Linked DNA regions of Homo sapiens: all the other regions are linked to region 1. A link is a loop called in an ENCODE intact Hi-C map of the cell type or tissue named here. Cell type or tissue: dorsolateral prefrontal cortex. All regions are shown on one strand. Region 1 has its middle 110 kb from the start of E2F8. Region 2 has its middle 32 kb from the start of NAV2-AS5. Region 3 has its middle 16 kb from the start of NAV2-AS4.

The links. Peaks named below come from ENCODE experiments on the same cell type or tissue, not always from the same donor. Only the 100,000 strongest peaks of a DNase experiment are listed, where the experiment ranks them.
Region 2: a loop joins it to region 1, with 11 times the contacts of the local background. A loop is called at or near these places in 3 of 110 quality-filtered maps.
Region 3: it touches region 1 in a loop (2.7-fold over the local background); 2 of 110 quality-filtered maps call a loop at or near these places.

Annotation. Positions count from the first base shown.
Region 1 is chr11:19,343,489-19,348,488 of GRCh38, forward strand. It overlaps a transcript of NAV2 not described here. Among named protein-coding and RNA genes, the nearest start is that of E2F8, 110 kb to the left of the region's middle. RefSeq lists an enhancer at 1,805-1,884 and a silencer at 2,895-2,964. In dorsolateral prefrontal cortex, a CTCF peak has its summit at 3,013; DNase peaks (open chromatin) are centred at 1,693, 2,283 and 2,993; H3K4me3 peaks cover 2,491 bases; H3K27ac peaks cover 901 bases.
Region 2 is chr11:19,472,291-19,477,290 of GRCh38, forward strand. It overlaps a transcript of NAV2 not described here. Among named protein-coding and RNA genes, the nearest start is that of NAV2-AS5, 32 kb to the right of the region's middle. In dorsolateral prefrontal cortex, no CTCF peak of the experiment used is centred here; DNase peaks (open chromatin) are centred at 2,751 and 3,350; H3K4me3 peaks cover 1,243 bases; H3K27ac peaks cover 2,797 bases.
Region 3 is chr11:19,537,607-19,542,606 of GRCh38, forward strand. It overlaps a transcript of NAV2 not described here. Among named protein-coding and RNA genes, the nearest start is that of NAV2-AS4, 16 kb to the left of the region's middle. In dorsolateral prefrontal cortex, no CTCF peak of the experiment used is centred here; a DNase peak (open chromatin) is centred at 2,521; H3K27ac peaks cover 1,302 bases.

The DNA.
Region 1 (5,000 bases):
TAGGTTCAGAGACAAGATTACATTGCTGATGATGGTGGAGAGGGGATTTCAGCCCAAGTTGTCTAACTCAGGTCTGTGTTCTTCTAACTATATCACACTCCTTATGACTGGGTTCATAATGTCACTTCCCTACCATGACCCTACTGATTTTCTTCCTTGCATGAGCTCAGAGAGACTTTCTTGCAAGCCTCTCTGAGCTGACTGGCTCAGAAAGAGCATGGGTTTTATTTTGTAGCTCTGTCTTGTGAGCAGTCTCAATGGGCCCCTCTGGGACAGGGCTCAGGAGTGTAATATATGTGAATGTTTCTGAGTGAGCATGAGCTTCCAGCCCAGCTGCAATTCCCTCACCTCTGCCATCCCCTCATCCTACAGCTGGGCCCCCTTCCTACAACCAGACCTGGAGAGGGATGGTTGGATCTGGCAGAGATCCAGCTGGGTACTGTCTGGTCCTCATCAATCCCTCCTGCTCTGACGCCAGACAAGTGTAGCTCCCTTCCTGAGCCCCAATCTCTTCCTGCATCCCAAATAGGGGCCCGGCAGCAGGATTGGCCTTCTGCTTTGGTGTGTGTCTTGAGCTCCTGTTCTAATGGGGTGTCTGTGTACATAACACCCTGAGAATGCTGGACCCACCTGGTCTTCACCAGACGGTGGTATAGAAAGATCTGCCTGTGGCTATGGACAGGCCCTGCAGCCTGGTGGCCCCTGGAGACTTTGGAAAGGCCAGGACTCTCTCCTGCCAAGACCAATAGGACTTCTTGCTTTCTCACCTTGGGCACCCTGTGTGGTGGGGCAAGTTTTGATTGGATGATAGGATCGGAGGCGGAGTGGAAAGAGAGAAATGTCCACGGTAGTGCCTCTCCAGACATGCCTGGCCTCCCCTTTTACTCTTTGGACCTGACCTTAACTTAGGAGAGGAGAGAACATTTTTTCAGAAGTTCAAGTCTTATTTGCAGTACTGGGTTCCTGATATCCTCTCATGTGGGCACTTACGTACTAGGCCACTCCATGAAAGAGAGATAAGGGACATGGGGAGCACAAGCCTCCCAGATTCCAAAATGGCCCTGGGTAAGCTAAGAAGAATGAATAACTGTCCGGAGATGGGTAACCTTGGGGATAGGATGTGTTGCCCTCTAGGTTACAGAAGGTCTGGCTGTTAGTTGGCCCAGGGATCCTTGTTCTGCGTGTCCAAGAATCACAAACGGGTCTTGACATGGAGGCAGATTTCAGTTCAGTGTTGGAAAGAGCTTGCTGTCAACCAGAGCTCTACAATCAGGAAGGCAATAAGCACCGTCTTGGGAGCTTCAGAGAGCTCCATCCAGAGAGGTGTTTGGACACAGGCTGGACAGCTCCCTGATGGGATCCTGTCCAGGGGATTCCTGGATTTAGTGAGAGGTTGAACCAGGTGCCCGGAGGCATCTTCTGACTCAGGTTGTCCAACGATGCAGGTCTTCCTTAAAGTGTCAGGTGCGTCTGTCCCACAGAAGAAGGGCGTTAGCAGGCATGATTGGCATGTCTCTGCCTGGCAGGTCTGCCATTGAATAGCAGCAGCTCCGGAGAGACCCTCTCTCTTTCTCTGGTCCCCTAGCCTGGGAAAGGGCTCGGGACCCTGGAAGGGGACCGGGGTGGCGAGGCCGCCGATTGGCAGCGAGGCGCCATGTGAACTGCACTGGTTGGCTGGCGGGAGGGAGGAGGAGGCGGTTTCCCGGGTAACGGGAGGGCAAGGAGCGGCTGCAGCGGCAGCGGCCGCGGCTGAGAAGCGCGGGCCGGAGTGCAGTGCGAGACCGGCTGGAGGAGGCGGCTCCGCGAAGCCGGTGTGGGCGCAGGTAGGAACCCCCTATGCTGCCTCCCCCAGGTCGGGTCTGGCTGGACTGCCCGGCGGCGGGACCGGCCTGGGAAAGTTTGCGGTGCAACTGGGTGGGCAAGGAGGAGAGGACTTGGGGATGCTCTGTGCTGAGCTCCGGGGTCCAGAGCAGGGTGGGGACTGCCGTTGGGGAGAGGGCCGGCCCCTCATTGAGAGGCTCGGGGGCCACACCTCTGCTGCGGGACTCTGACCGAGGGCCAGGGCCTCTCAAGCCACCCGGCCGCAGCATAGATACCGGGCGAGCGGACGCATAGCCACCCGTGCGCGATGACGGCCGGCGGGCCCTTGTTCACAGATGCGCTGGGAAACTCTTCCCCAGCAGATGCGGGGCTGGGCGCCCGGCGCAGTGCTCCGAGGCTGCTCTGCGAGCTCGGGGGCGCACTTTCCCGGCCTCCAGCGACACTGCGCACGCCCCTATCCGGAGTGGGTGTGTGTCCCTCTGGGCGTACGTGCCTGAGGCTGTGCCACCTCCTGTGCTTGTTCTTGTGTTTCTGACTGTCTTGTTTGCGTGTCTCTGTGGGTTCCCCTCTGCGTGATTGTGTCTCTGGGTGTATCCCCGCGTCTGGGTCCCTCTGTGTTTGCTGTTGGCATGGGTGTCTGTGAACGCCCTCTCCAGGTTCTTGTGTCTGAATACCGCTATTTGTGGATCCTTCTGTAGGCGTCTCTGTGTTTTCGGTCTGTGTGTCCTCCTCTCTGTGTGCTAGTCTTTAGGTGTATCTATGAGCGCGTGTGTTTTCTGTCTGCGCCTCTGTTTTCTAGCTACGTCTGTCTCCGAATGTAGGTCCAGTACCTGTCTGCGCGGGTCCCTCTGTGGAGGCGTGCTTCCTCGTCTGTGATCTGAGCTTCTGTGATCTGTGTATATGGATGTGCGTCTGTAAGTCTGTATGTGTGTCTGTCTGCATGTCTGCGAGTATCTGCTGTGCTTGTGTCGGTCTGTGCCTCTTTGCTGTGCCTGTCTGTCCATACGTGTGTATGTGTTGGTGGGGGTGGTGTAGGTGGATCGGATCCGAGCCAAGCCGGGGGCAACTAGGCCAGGCCTGCGGTTCCCCTGGCTCTCGCTCTCCCACGCTCCGGTTAGCTGCGGGCGGCGGGCTAGGGCGCGGGCGGGGAGGGGGCGCCCGAGCACTGGGAGCCGCGGTGCCTCCCGGGTGTGCGCTCCGCTGAGCCGGCTCCTTTCTTGCCTGCAAAGGGACTCAGGCGGCGGCGGTGGCAGCCCGCGTCGCCCAGCTGGGGCCCTAGTGACTTATTTTTGTGTGTGATCCTTTCTTTTCTTCAGGGAAGAGGCGGGAGCACGCTCCGCTCGCTCGCAGTGCACAGATAAAGGCGCCAGGGTTGGCGGCTGGGTCTGCCCTCCCTCCCCTGTGGCTTAGCAGAAGTGGCCGGCTCACGGGCTCCCTTTGGAAGCAAAAAAGCCCCTAGATTAGAAACTCAGCCCAGAAACCACCATGCCTCCTTGGTTCTCTTTCATACCTCTTATGTAACTTATTTATTGATTGATTAATGAAAAGCTAGATTTCCAAGAAGCTCTTCTGTTTCCCCTATTGACACCAAGGGCTAATTAAAAATGCGATTTTGGTGATAAGTGTTAATTAGACCATTGGAAAGACCCTTCTTTTAGATGCACCCTTCTTTTAGAAGCTTAACTCCAGGTATAAGATGAAACAGGTCAGGCCCCCAACCCTCCAACCTTTAATCCAGATTTAAAAAACAGTTTCCCCAGTCCCGGCAGCCACTGGAGAGAGGGACAGGAGTGAGGAAAAGGCCAAAGGGGCATTGCCTGATTTTGCAAACTTTGGGAAAATCTAAGGATATTTTGCCAAAGCTGGGCTCACAATTCCAACACCCACAGCAGAAGGAGTAAGTTATACCTAAGAAGGCCTGGCCTGTGACTTGTCTGGCACCTGGAATCCTAAATTGGCATTTAACAGGGAATGAAGTTTTACTGCAGGAAGGGACTTCAGCGGGTCCCTCTGAAGGATGCCTCTACCTCTAAGACTAGGAAGCTTTTTCCTGTACCATCTATGTACTGGGCTATATCTCCAAACCTGTCTTTAACCTCCGTCCCACCCAACCTCCCACCCCCGGGGTGGTTGCCCAGAGGAAGAAGGATTTGGGCAGATGTGGAATGGGAGTTTGAAGCCTTTTGGAGGCTGTTTGTACCAGGCAGGAAAAAGTCTTGGCAGTGTGTTCAGAAGATCTTCAGTAAGAGTGGGCTTGTCTTATGAACTTTGAGGAGAAGCCAGGGCTTGCCCTCAATGCTCCCCACTCATCTTATGGTGCAGTTTGGCCAGGCCTTCTTGTTTTTCTCCTTTCCCTTGCAGCCGCTCAGTTCTGACTTATGACACAGAGAGGAGAAGCTGCTGATCCATTGCTGCATTTAGGGATCAATCCAGCACGCATGTTCATTTCTCAACAATTCAGTTAAATGTTCCCTGAGTCCTTTCTTTCAGTTCATTTTCATTCAAGTGTATTTAAACATCCTGAGATTTCTCTGGCAGTAGGAAACCAGAGCTTTTACATCAGGGCATACTCTCTTGAAGTCCCCTCTGCCCAGTCAGGAAATAGACTGGATGTGGCAGCTAGCTAGCTGACAACAGCATCCTTGCTTCTCCTCTTTCTCCTGTGACTCTCTCCCCTCTGGCTCCAGCACAAGGACAGCAACAGCCCCAGAACTGGTGGAGACTGACTCCTAGAAAAAAACAAAAGGCTCACAGGAGGTGTTGAACATCCTCCCACTTCCTGCTGGTTGGGAGGTATTTCTGTGGCGAGAGCGTCTGTCCCCATGTGCACTTGGGGCGTGTGCGCCGGCTGGTGTGATGGGATGTGACAGGGTCTCACCCGGGAGGGAGCTCCAGCACAGGGGCCTGGCACAGAGTGCAGAGCTGTTCTCAGATACAGAGAAAGCCCAGAGCTGTCAATGAGGCAGCCCCGATGGAGAAGGCCTTCCAAGCAGGAGACCCTTTTTGGCACCGGACTTTTTTTTCTTTTATTATTATTCATGAGGAGGGCCAGTAGCTATGAAAAGTGTAGATTCTGAACTCAGCCTGCTTGGGAAAAGTCAAACAGCAGTACTCCTTCCAGAGCAGCATGGATATGAGCAGGAACTTTGAAGTCAGACCTGGGTTCAAGTTTTAGACCC
Region 2 (5,000 bases), 130 kb after region 1:
CAACTTCTACCTGCTCTGTGATGTTGGACAATTATTTCACCACTCTGTGCCTCAGGTTCCTCATCTGTAAAGTGGGGATAGAGTATTTACCTTATAGAGTTGTCCCGAGAATTCAGTAATTGATACATGTAAAGTGCCTAGAACGATACCAATAATAGATGTATCATGTAAATATAAGTCATTAATATTATTATGAGTAATAATGCTGTTATTATTGAGCCTGGAGTAATACAGGGCGGGTGTAGTAGCCTCACGCTGTCAGGCTGGGCAAATTCCTTAATCACTTTGGGTCCTCATTTCCTCTTGTGTAGTCAGAGTTAGATCTCACTGATTGTCAAGAAGATTAAATGGGATGATACTTGTAAACTCCTGGCCCCTAGCAGGCCTCAGGAAGTGTTGTTACCTTCCTCCCTTGATGCTGTTTCCCCAAGGCTTGTTTCCTGGTTGATTTAGGCGGTGCTACTAAACTGAGCGGTAGTTGCCGGGAAGATGAAGCACTGCCTGAAGTTTCAGTGGTAAAACCATCATTTACTCAGCAGAGGCAGCCAAGCCTGGTGCTGTCTACTCACAAATAGGATTCCCCAGCAGCTTGGCTGTGCAGTGCATTAAAGAACCACAATTAACTGGAGGTCTGCCAGGTCTGGGTGAAGATCCCATCCTTTGTGCTGCAGGCCAGCAAGCACCATTTTCCAGATGAGAAGACAGAGGATCCATGGGAACTTCCCAAGGCTCCTGAGAGAGCAGCCATGCCAGGAATGGATGGAGCCCAGGTTCCAGAGTTCAGAGCTCTGCCTCAGACCCATACAGCTTCTTTAGTCCTTGCTGATTTTCCCAGCCATGTTTTCTGGTGGCCAGAGCCAACTGAAGCCAGAAGCTATGTGGCTTAGTCAGGTGTACTTGGGTCTTTTTCCTGCCAAGTTAAGCTTGCTTCTTTCTATGAGTCTGATCAAACCCTTATCTGCTGCTAGAACTCTTGAAGATAGGTCAGACATAGGCTCAGGCTTTAGATGGTACAGATGGATGAGTACAAAGTCATTTCCATGCTCATACTCTGCAGGAGGGGGTGGGGGGAGAGGCTTGGTAGTATCATAATTATTAAATTTATTTAAAAGTGCATATCCAATGACCTCATAATTCGTAAGTCAGCATATACTTTCAGGTTTTCTTTTCCAGAGAAACTCCAAGTAAAATTGGTTTAAATGACACTGAAGTTCACTTTCCTTTCCTGCAAAAGCGAAATGATTTGGGATCACACCCCTTCCCTTTAAGGTACAACCTGGAAGTTTTTCACCTTTCTGCCCATGTTCTGTCAATCAGAACCCAGTGTCATGCATATAGCTGTGAGGGAGGCTTGGAAATGGAGTTGCTCTTCTGGCTGTCACACTGGAAGTGGGTGCATGGGATGCTGTGGTGCCTCACCCAGGTCCCCTCTTAAGGACTGATAGGCCTATCCCCCAGCTGCTGAGAGCACTGATGACTGATAGTACATAACTCTGTCCCTTTCTGATTATTCCTCAGAGCCACAAAGAATTGTCTCACCCAAGATTATACTTGCCCGAAGTTTCAAGCTTCCCGGAGGAGACCATTTTTGCCAAGAATTGCCTTATGCTGACATAAAAGGTTATGACCTCCTTGGCTGAATTTGAGACAACTCTGAAGGGTCGTTCTAGCTCCAGGGGTCCTCATCAGGTCCGCTGGGGCCTGCAGGCCCACTATTCCTTCTTTTTAGTCCTGGACATTTCCTTACACATAGCCCTCTCTAGAGCACTGTCCCATAAACTGGTCTTCATTGCTCTGTGCCAGAAATAATTTCAGGGAACCCAAACTAAGAAATTGGGGTTCTAGCCTATGGAAGAAGTAGAAGGGTATGAGAACCAGCAGTCCTTTTTGCCTGCAGCCATCCCACTTCTCATGTCAGCTCTGAAGAAATACTTGTAAATGTGTCCAAAGAAGCAATGCAAGGCCAGCCCAGTGGCATCGTTTGTGAGAGTGAAAACAATGAGACGCTAAATGAACCATAGTGAGGCTGTATTTTGGGGCATGTTAGAAAGACTGAGAAAGTTCTTGATCTGCTGCATTCTGTATTCTCCAAATGTTGACTGTAATAAGGAAAGTGTGAAAGATGTGTACACTATGATACAATTTTATTAGAAAGCATCAAACAATACACGTATGTGTAGCCATAGAAAATGTATGGTTTATAAACAGGAAACAAAAGAAGGCTACTGTGGGCGCTGATGCTAGCAGCTGCCTTTGGAGAGGACAGGAGAGCATGTGAGGCTTTTAAGTGTAGCAATGGAGTGAAGGAGTGGATGAGGGTGATCTATAGAGCTGCAAGCCTTATCTGTAATGCTGTATAAAAACAATATATTCATGGATTATTTGCACAGTTAAAAAATCTATATTAAAAAAGAAAAATAGAAATCCATTATTGCTCACAGGACTAAAAATCAAAGTCATCTCCAGAGAACCGATGAAAAAAGCCAGCTTTGCTGTCCAAAGAGAATCCTTTATTTTTATTTCCAGGAGGTCTTGAGACCTCAGGCAAATCACTCTGCCTCTCTACACCTCAGTTTCCCCATCTGTGAAGTGGCAGTCACAAGCCCCGTCTCATCTGCTGCAAGGCTGAGACGCGGTAAGCTTTACAAAGCTGCCAGCCTGGTGCCCAGTACTCCATTAGTGGTGGTGGGTGGTGGGGAATGAGTTGGTCAAATGAACAACTGTCTCATTCAGGATGCCCAGCCAGCTGCTTAGACAACTTTCCACTGGGCCTTGGGTCAGCAGCCACAGAGAAGGGGAGGTCTCTCCACTCCCTGGTCACAGCCTGCATCTGGGGAAAGCCGGAAGGCTAAGGACAGATGATTCCGGACCATTCCAGGTGTTCTGGGATTGAGTCTCTCTTTCTGATATATGAGCAACGGCGTGTGTAGCTGCTGGGCATGTTTTGTGTTACGTCAAAGGATTTGGGTGGTTTTTCTGTCCTCTTGTTTCTCAGAATGAAGAGGACAAAGCCTTTCTTTTCAGTGAAGCCCAGCAGACCAGAAAGGCTTTGAAATCATGAAATGCAAATACTGCTGCCTTTGAGCCACATGGAAGGCGGAGCTGCTGAATTAAATTAACATGGCCCATAAATAGAGAGTTTAAAAAAATGGGAGGCCAAGTGTTCAGAGGCTTTTGTCCAGGGGAGAAATAATCACAGGACAATGGTCTATTTTGTTTGGATTACAGGCTGGTATCACATTAGCTCAAACCTGGCAATATTTATGTTGAACACTGCTGTTTGTGGAGCCGCTGCTGTCCCAATTTATCTCTCTGGGGAATCCCTGGAGGCAAAGCAAACTAGGAAGGGAATCTCCACCTCCTGCTGACCTGCCTGGTTCTGCCTACCACTGCCAGAGAGTGCCTAGTGCTTGGCCATCCATGGAGAGGAAAATGTCCCACAGAGAAAATGAGGACGTGCAGATAAAAGTCAGCCTGAAAAAAATAGTTGTTCAGGAGATGTGCCATAAAAATCGGTCTGTCCTGCCTTTCTTGAGAAATCAGAAGAACCAACAACTTTTGTCGTGCATGTTCATATGGTAAGAGCCACGAAGTGGCTGCCCCTTGGCTCCAGGCATTCCTGTTAGCCTCAGTCTTCACCATGACCTTTCTGCCTGAAGTCGAGTGTCAGTTGCCCTTAAGAGCATGCCATTCTTTTTTTTTGAGACAGAGTCTTACTCTACTCACTAGGCTGGAGTGCAGCGGCGGGATCTTGGCTCACTGTAACCTCCGCCTCCTGGGTTCAAGCAGTTCTCCTGCCTCAGCCTCCCGAGTAGCTGGGACTACAGGCACGCGCCACCATGTCCAGCTAATTTTTGTATTTTTAGTAGAGACGGGGTTTCACCATGTTGGCCAGGATGGTCTCGATCTCTTGACCTTGTGATCCACCTGCCTCGGCCTCCCAAAGTGCTGGGATTACAGGCGTGAGCCACTGCACCCGGCCCATTCTTACACTATTGTTTCTCTTACAGTCAAAAATAGTTCTCTAAACCCCCAACATTATTAAGATGTAAGATAATGCAAGCTAGACCATCAAGAGACTTTTTTTTTTCCCCTATAGCCAGCCTGCCTTACTCCTATGGGTATTTGTATTGCCAACCACTGGGCTACTGCTAGAACCTCTAGGCCTGGATCCTGATTTCAGTTTTTTACCAACTGATCTGATCCTAAGCAGCCATTCCTGCACTCTCTTCCACTTTGATGCCACTACCCTCACATGTAAAAAAAGGTGGGGGGCAGTTTTTCCCCCTGAACTATGTTCTGAGTAACATTAGCTCTGTGGAACATGATAGGATCCATGATCCAATACACCGGGAAGCACATGTTAGACAGAACAAGTCAATCGCTGTGTGCAGGACTTTCCAAGCTGATGTGCATCTGTTTCCCAAATGAATTTACTAGGAAAGCCTATTTCATGGAGCCTCTTGGGACACTAGTGTTCTCTTGCTTAGACTTGGGGAATCAAAAGGTGATGTCCAAATTCCTGCCAGCATGAAAGCTCAGTGCCCAGGATGGTCCTCCCGGTACTTAGCCCTGGGTCAGGGCATCTTGCCCTGGACCAGCAGCCCCAGTTTCTACCACCTTCCTATGTGGTTTCCTTCTCCCACCCTCCACTCTCCCTCTCCTCTTCATGGCCCCCTCAGGTGTCAGGTGGGAGGCTTAAAGGAGAGGGGTTATCACAGCCCCACCCTCCATCATATTGCATTCCCAAGGGGTCCTTTGCCCCCACACCTGGTCACAAGGAGATAAATATGGCCAGTCTTGGGTCAAGCGAAATGATTTTTTTGGATAAGACTATCCAAACCCTTCCCAAGGTAAAGTCAGGTTCTCAGGCAGCTCTCTAGCAAAGCTGACAGATAAGCATTGATGAGGGTATTGCTAAGAAAAAAATGCAAACCCTATAAAACCTGTCATATTTATGGGCCTTTTATGTCCAACTCTGCTGTTCTCTGTTTTCTGCA
Region 3 (5,000 bases), 190 kb after region 1:
AGCAGCCACCAAGTGGACTGTGTTCTTTTGCTTCTGCTCTTAAGTGTATTCTAGATATGGTCGCCTTTACTATCCACTTCCAGACTGGCTTTCCTTAGTTCTAGACACAATCTCACAGGTATATCTGATCTAGTCTAAGTGCTTTTTAAATAAAATAGAACTGGATTCCAGTCCCTGCTCTGCTACTTTATTGTGACTTGGGCAAGTTATTTAATGTTTTTAAGTCTCAGTTTGTTTATCAGTAAAATGGAAATAATAATAGCACCTGCCTCATAGGATATCATGAGGATTAAGAGGTGAAATATTTGTGAAGGACTGGCCTAGGTGATGCATTTTGCAGGGAAAGCACCTGAGTCCCAAAGAAATGAGTAACTTACCAAGGTCACATGACTGTTATGAGAAGGAGAGTCCAGAACTCAGACCTGGGTTCCTTACTCACAGTTTCTTCTGCAGCACCTATGCTCTGCAGCATGTCTGATAAGAAAATGCCAGACAGAAAGCAGCTCAGTCCAATAGACTCTCTTGGTTTGTTTTTTCTGGTTCCTATATCTTCAAATGTCATTGATATTGGAAGGATCCTGGTGAGGTCCAATAACGCAGCCAAGCTGTGACACATCTCTAGAGTGGCCTGGCCCAGGTGGCTATTGTCATCATTGAGCTTGACCTTTGCCTCTTCCCTGAGCTGTGAATCTGTGGAAGCTCACTGTTCTATTCTAGCACACTCCTCTGTTTCCTTTTTCTTTTCTTTTTTTGAGACAGGGTCTTGCTCTTTCACCCATGCTGGAGTACAGTGGGGCAGTCATGACTCACTGCAGCCTGGACCTCGTAGGTTCACGCAATCCTTCTACCTCAGCCTCCCGTGTAGCTGGGACTACAGGTGCACACCACCACACCTGGCTAACTTTTGTTTTTGTTTTTTTTTTTTCTGCTAAGATGGGAGTCTCACTGTGTTTTCCTGGCTGATCTTGAATTCCTGGGCTCAAGCAATCCTCCCACCTCAGGCTCCCAAAGTGCTGAGATTACAGGCGTTAGCTGCCAGGCCCAGACTTATTTTTCAATTATAACTTTCTTTTTTTTTTATGCTTTAGTGTCATAGTCTATGTGTTTGTGTTTTATTTATGTATCTTTTTAAATTGAACTTTTTAAATCTTGAAATAATTGTGGATTCACATACTATTGTAAGAAATAATATGGAGAGATTTTGTGTACCCTTTACCCAGTTTGCTCCAATGGGTAACATCTTGCAAAACTTTAGTGCAATATCACAACCAGGATAATGACATTTTATATATATATATATATCTTTCCACTATAATTTAAAGGCCACAAATCATGGACTTTGTCTTGTTCAATACAATATTTCCAATACTTAGAACAGAGCCTGGCATATAATAGGTACTTGGTAAATGTTTGCTAACAGTATGGCTAAAAATGTAATGCAAGAGCCCTCTGTCATTTCTCATCCCTCTCCCCTTCCCCTGAACTGTAAATGGTTCTGTGATGCCCAGGCAGCCTTGCCTCTGCAACGTCACAGTTTTCTCTAATTCTACGTACTGAGCCTCATTACGATCAGTTAGATCAATGGTCTTCAAACTGGGGGTAGATGAAGATTTTCCAAGGGGTGTGCAGGCATGAATAGTTGAAGGGAATCTATTTCCAGATCTCAACTTGTTTGTCTACTCGTTTTCAAAATTGATCTATCCAAGAAGAAGATCTGTCCAAGAAGGTTTCACAGAGGCCCTTCTCCCACTTGATAAAAAGTAGATCCCTCCTCCATCCCAAACCTTGTGGTGTGCTTTATCCAATTAGGGTAGCTCAGGCTTGTGTTTTTTTCTAATCACATTGTGAAATACTTATTCTAATTATATTTAATATTAATCTTATTTCATTGTAAGAATGTATACAATTTTTCACTCCCTGTTAACACAAAGTAAACTTAGGTACATACATCATGGTAAGTTTTAGAGAGTCGTTTAACAATGTGCAAAAGAGTCCAAATGTTTTTCAACATTCTTTTTCTTAGGGGATGGGAGCAAAAAGATTGAAGGCCACTGAGACAACACAGCCATTTGGAAAGCCATTATCAGCTGCCATTTTGATTCAAGATCGAATGTCATGGACATTTTGAAGCCTTTTCATTGCATACTGAATTTGATGCAATCAGTCCTACTCTCTGAAAAGTTATCAAGAAGCAGGCAGGCTACAAATGCTCAGGGTTGAATAGTTCTCTTGAAAGAGGCCTCACTGTGTTCAGCTGATAATCAAACGAATGGCTGCATTGAGATAGGTCGTGGAGGGGGACCCACTGCTTCCCCATCTCTTATTCAAGCTTGGGCTCTGTTTCTGTCCCGATAGGAGCACATAATCCCATCAGTGCCAATGGGAGTTATGTGCCTGCTTTACTGGAGACAATAGGCTGACTGAGAGGGACAATTGTTCCCAGCAACTGAGGGGGTAAACACGATTGAATATTCCTAGCCACCATCCCTGAAGGGCCAGACTGAGCCCCAAAAGCCCTTTCTTTGTTAGCTTGCAGAGCCAGGGGGCCCCGCCTGCCTTCATCTCCTGCAGTGGCTGCCACCACCCACCTTCAGTGGCAACTTGTCCCTGAGCTGCTCCTAATGTCCCACCAAGACTGGTTGCCGTCAAGGTCTTCTAGCTCCTCTCCTCCTTGCTCCTCACTCTTTCTAAAGACAAGCCCAAGGGCCCTTCTCTATTTCATTCTTCACAACAAAATTATCACAACATCAGCAAGAATAATTGCATCCATTTATTCTCCACTTACTATTTCCTAGGCACTAAACATTTTATATACATTTGTGCATGTAACTACAAGTACTCATGGTGATTCTGCAAGGTAACTATAATCATTCCCATTCCCATTAAATGCAGCAAAATGCAGCCTAAAGTAAGTCACACACCTGGTAAGTTGCAGAACCCAGATTTAACCCTCCAACCCTCCCCATCCCCTGCAGGGGCTATTAGCTCCAAAGTCCATGCTCCAAGTTCTGCTATTTTCCCAAAGTGTGTTTCCTTCAAGACACTCTGAGACAAAGCTTGGAAAATGCTGTAGCTGCTCCCCCTGACCCAATCCCTTTCTTGGAGATTCCCAATGCACTTTAGTTTATTTTTTAAAAGCTCTGGCCAGGCGTGGTGGTTCATGACTGTAATTACAGCTCTTTGGGAGGCCAAGGTGGAAGGATCACAAGGTGGGAGGCAAGGTTGAAATGAGCTGTGATTGTGCCTCTGCACTCCAGCCAGGGTTGCAGAGCAAAACCCTGTTTCTTAAAAGAAAGACAAGAAAAGAAGAGAAGGGAAAAGGAGGGAAGGGAAGAGAAGACAAGACAAGAGAAGAGAATACAAGAGAAAAGAAAAGAAAACAATTCTGAGAAATCCTGCAGGAAAGAATCCTGTTAATGTTGCTTAACTTGGTACTTCTCAAGTATTTGTCTTTTTAAATGTTTGCATAAAACACATTAGACTTTGTTAAATGCTAAACTATATTATTATGAGGAGGAGAGATGCTACCTAGAGGAAGTTATACATGTAATTGGTTCTTGCATTCACTGCTACTGGAACCAGAAGTGGAGGCAGATGAGTTGACCATTGCTCTGGATTTGGGGTGGTGGCAAGGGAATCATAGCAACAGCACATGGCTCCATCTTCCGGCATCTACTATCCCACCCTTTCTACCAAAAATGTGACCTGCTTTCCCATGGCAGGGAGAAGACAAATTGTTCTAGAAGACAGGAAAGGAGAGACAGAATGGCTGTGTTGAAATGATTGTCCTGGGATGGAGCGAAATTTAGGAAGTGAGAGTTTTAATATAGATGAAGGCGTTGGGCCATGTGGCCCATCTTTGGGAACTGCCAGCCGATGGTTGGCAAATGACAACCCATGTGACTCTGGCTGTCTCTGGGGCCTTCTACAGGAGCAGGCTGAGGCCAGGACTCCTCCACTGTGCCTGTGGTCTCCTCCTCCCACACAGGGGATGTACTCACAGCTGAGGCCCCTTATCTTTTTGACCCACTTGAGAGAAGGGACAGGGCCTCGGGCATCAGGCAGAGCATAGGCCCAGGCTGATGTGGGACATGCCACATGCCAAAATGACATGTCATGGGGATTTGTGGGCCTCGCTGGAGCCATTTCCTCCAGGGGGTCATTTTATTTAGTTCCAATTGGACCCTGTGATTGGTCTCAGCCCTGGGCCACCTGGTGTCCTGGCTCCATATGGCAATGACTAGGAAGATGCCATTTTTCAATTGAAATATGCCTTGCCTTACTGTGGATCAGTCTGTAATTGCCTTTGGCTGGAAAGGGGCTTTGATTTTTAAAACTAAGCTAGAAAGTAATTTTTCCACTTTTGATTTGCTGCACTGATGAGTCAGTGTCTTCTCTACTAATTCACACTGAGAGTCACAGCACGGAAAAGACAGTTAGAGTCTTAGAGGTCGGCAAAGCCCACCATTGACCTCATATGGGAATCCCTTCCACCCACCCTTAACAGATGGTCTTTTAGCCTCTGGCCCAGCACAGCCACAGACGGGGAGCTCACTCTCTCACTGTGCAGACCTGACTGCTGTTGTCCAATTCTTGGCAAGTTTGATCCCATATGGAGCTAATAATGGGTACCCTTTAAGGAACACTCACCACCTGCCAGACACTATGCTAGGCATCTTCCATGCCTATCTTATTTAATCTTCATAATAACCCTCTAGGGTAGATACTATAATACGATTATCCCCATTTCTCAGAATGAGTGAAACAAGTCATAGAGGGTTTAAGGAATTTGTTCATGGCCCCAAGGCAGTAAATGATGGAGTCAGTGAATTGAGGAAGGATCACTCCAGAGCCCGAGCTCTTAAGCACTTTGCTCCGCTGCCCAGAGTAAGAATAGCTAACATTTGTGGAGTATTTACTAGGGGTCAGGTTCTATACTGAGGGGTTCCATATATACTGTCTCACTTCATTGTAACAAGTCATGAAGTAGATTTTATTAT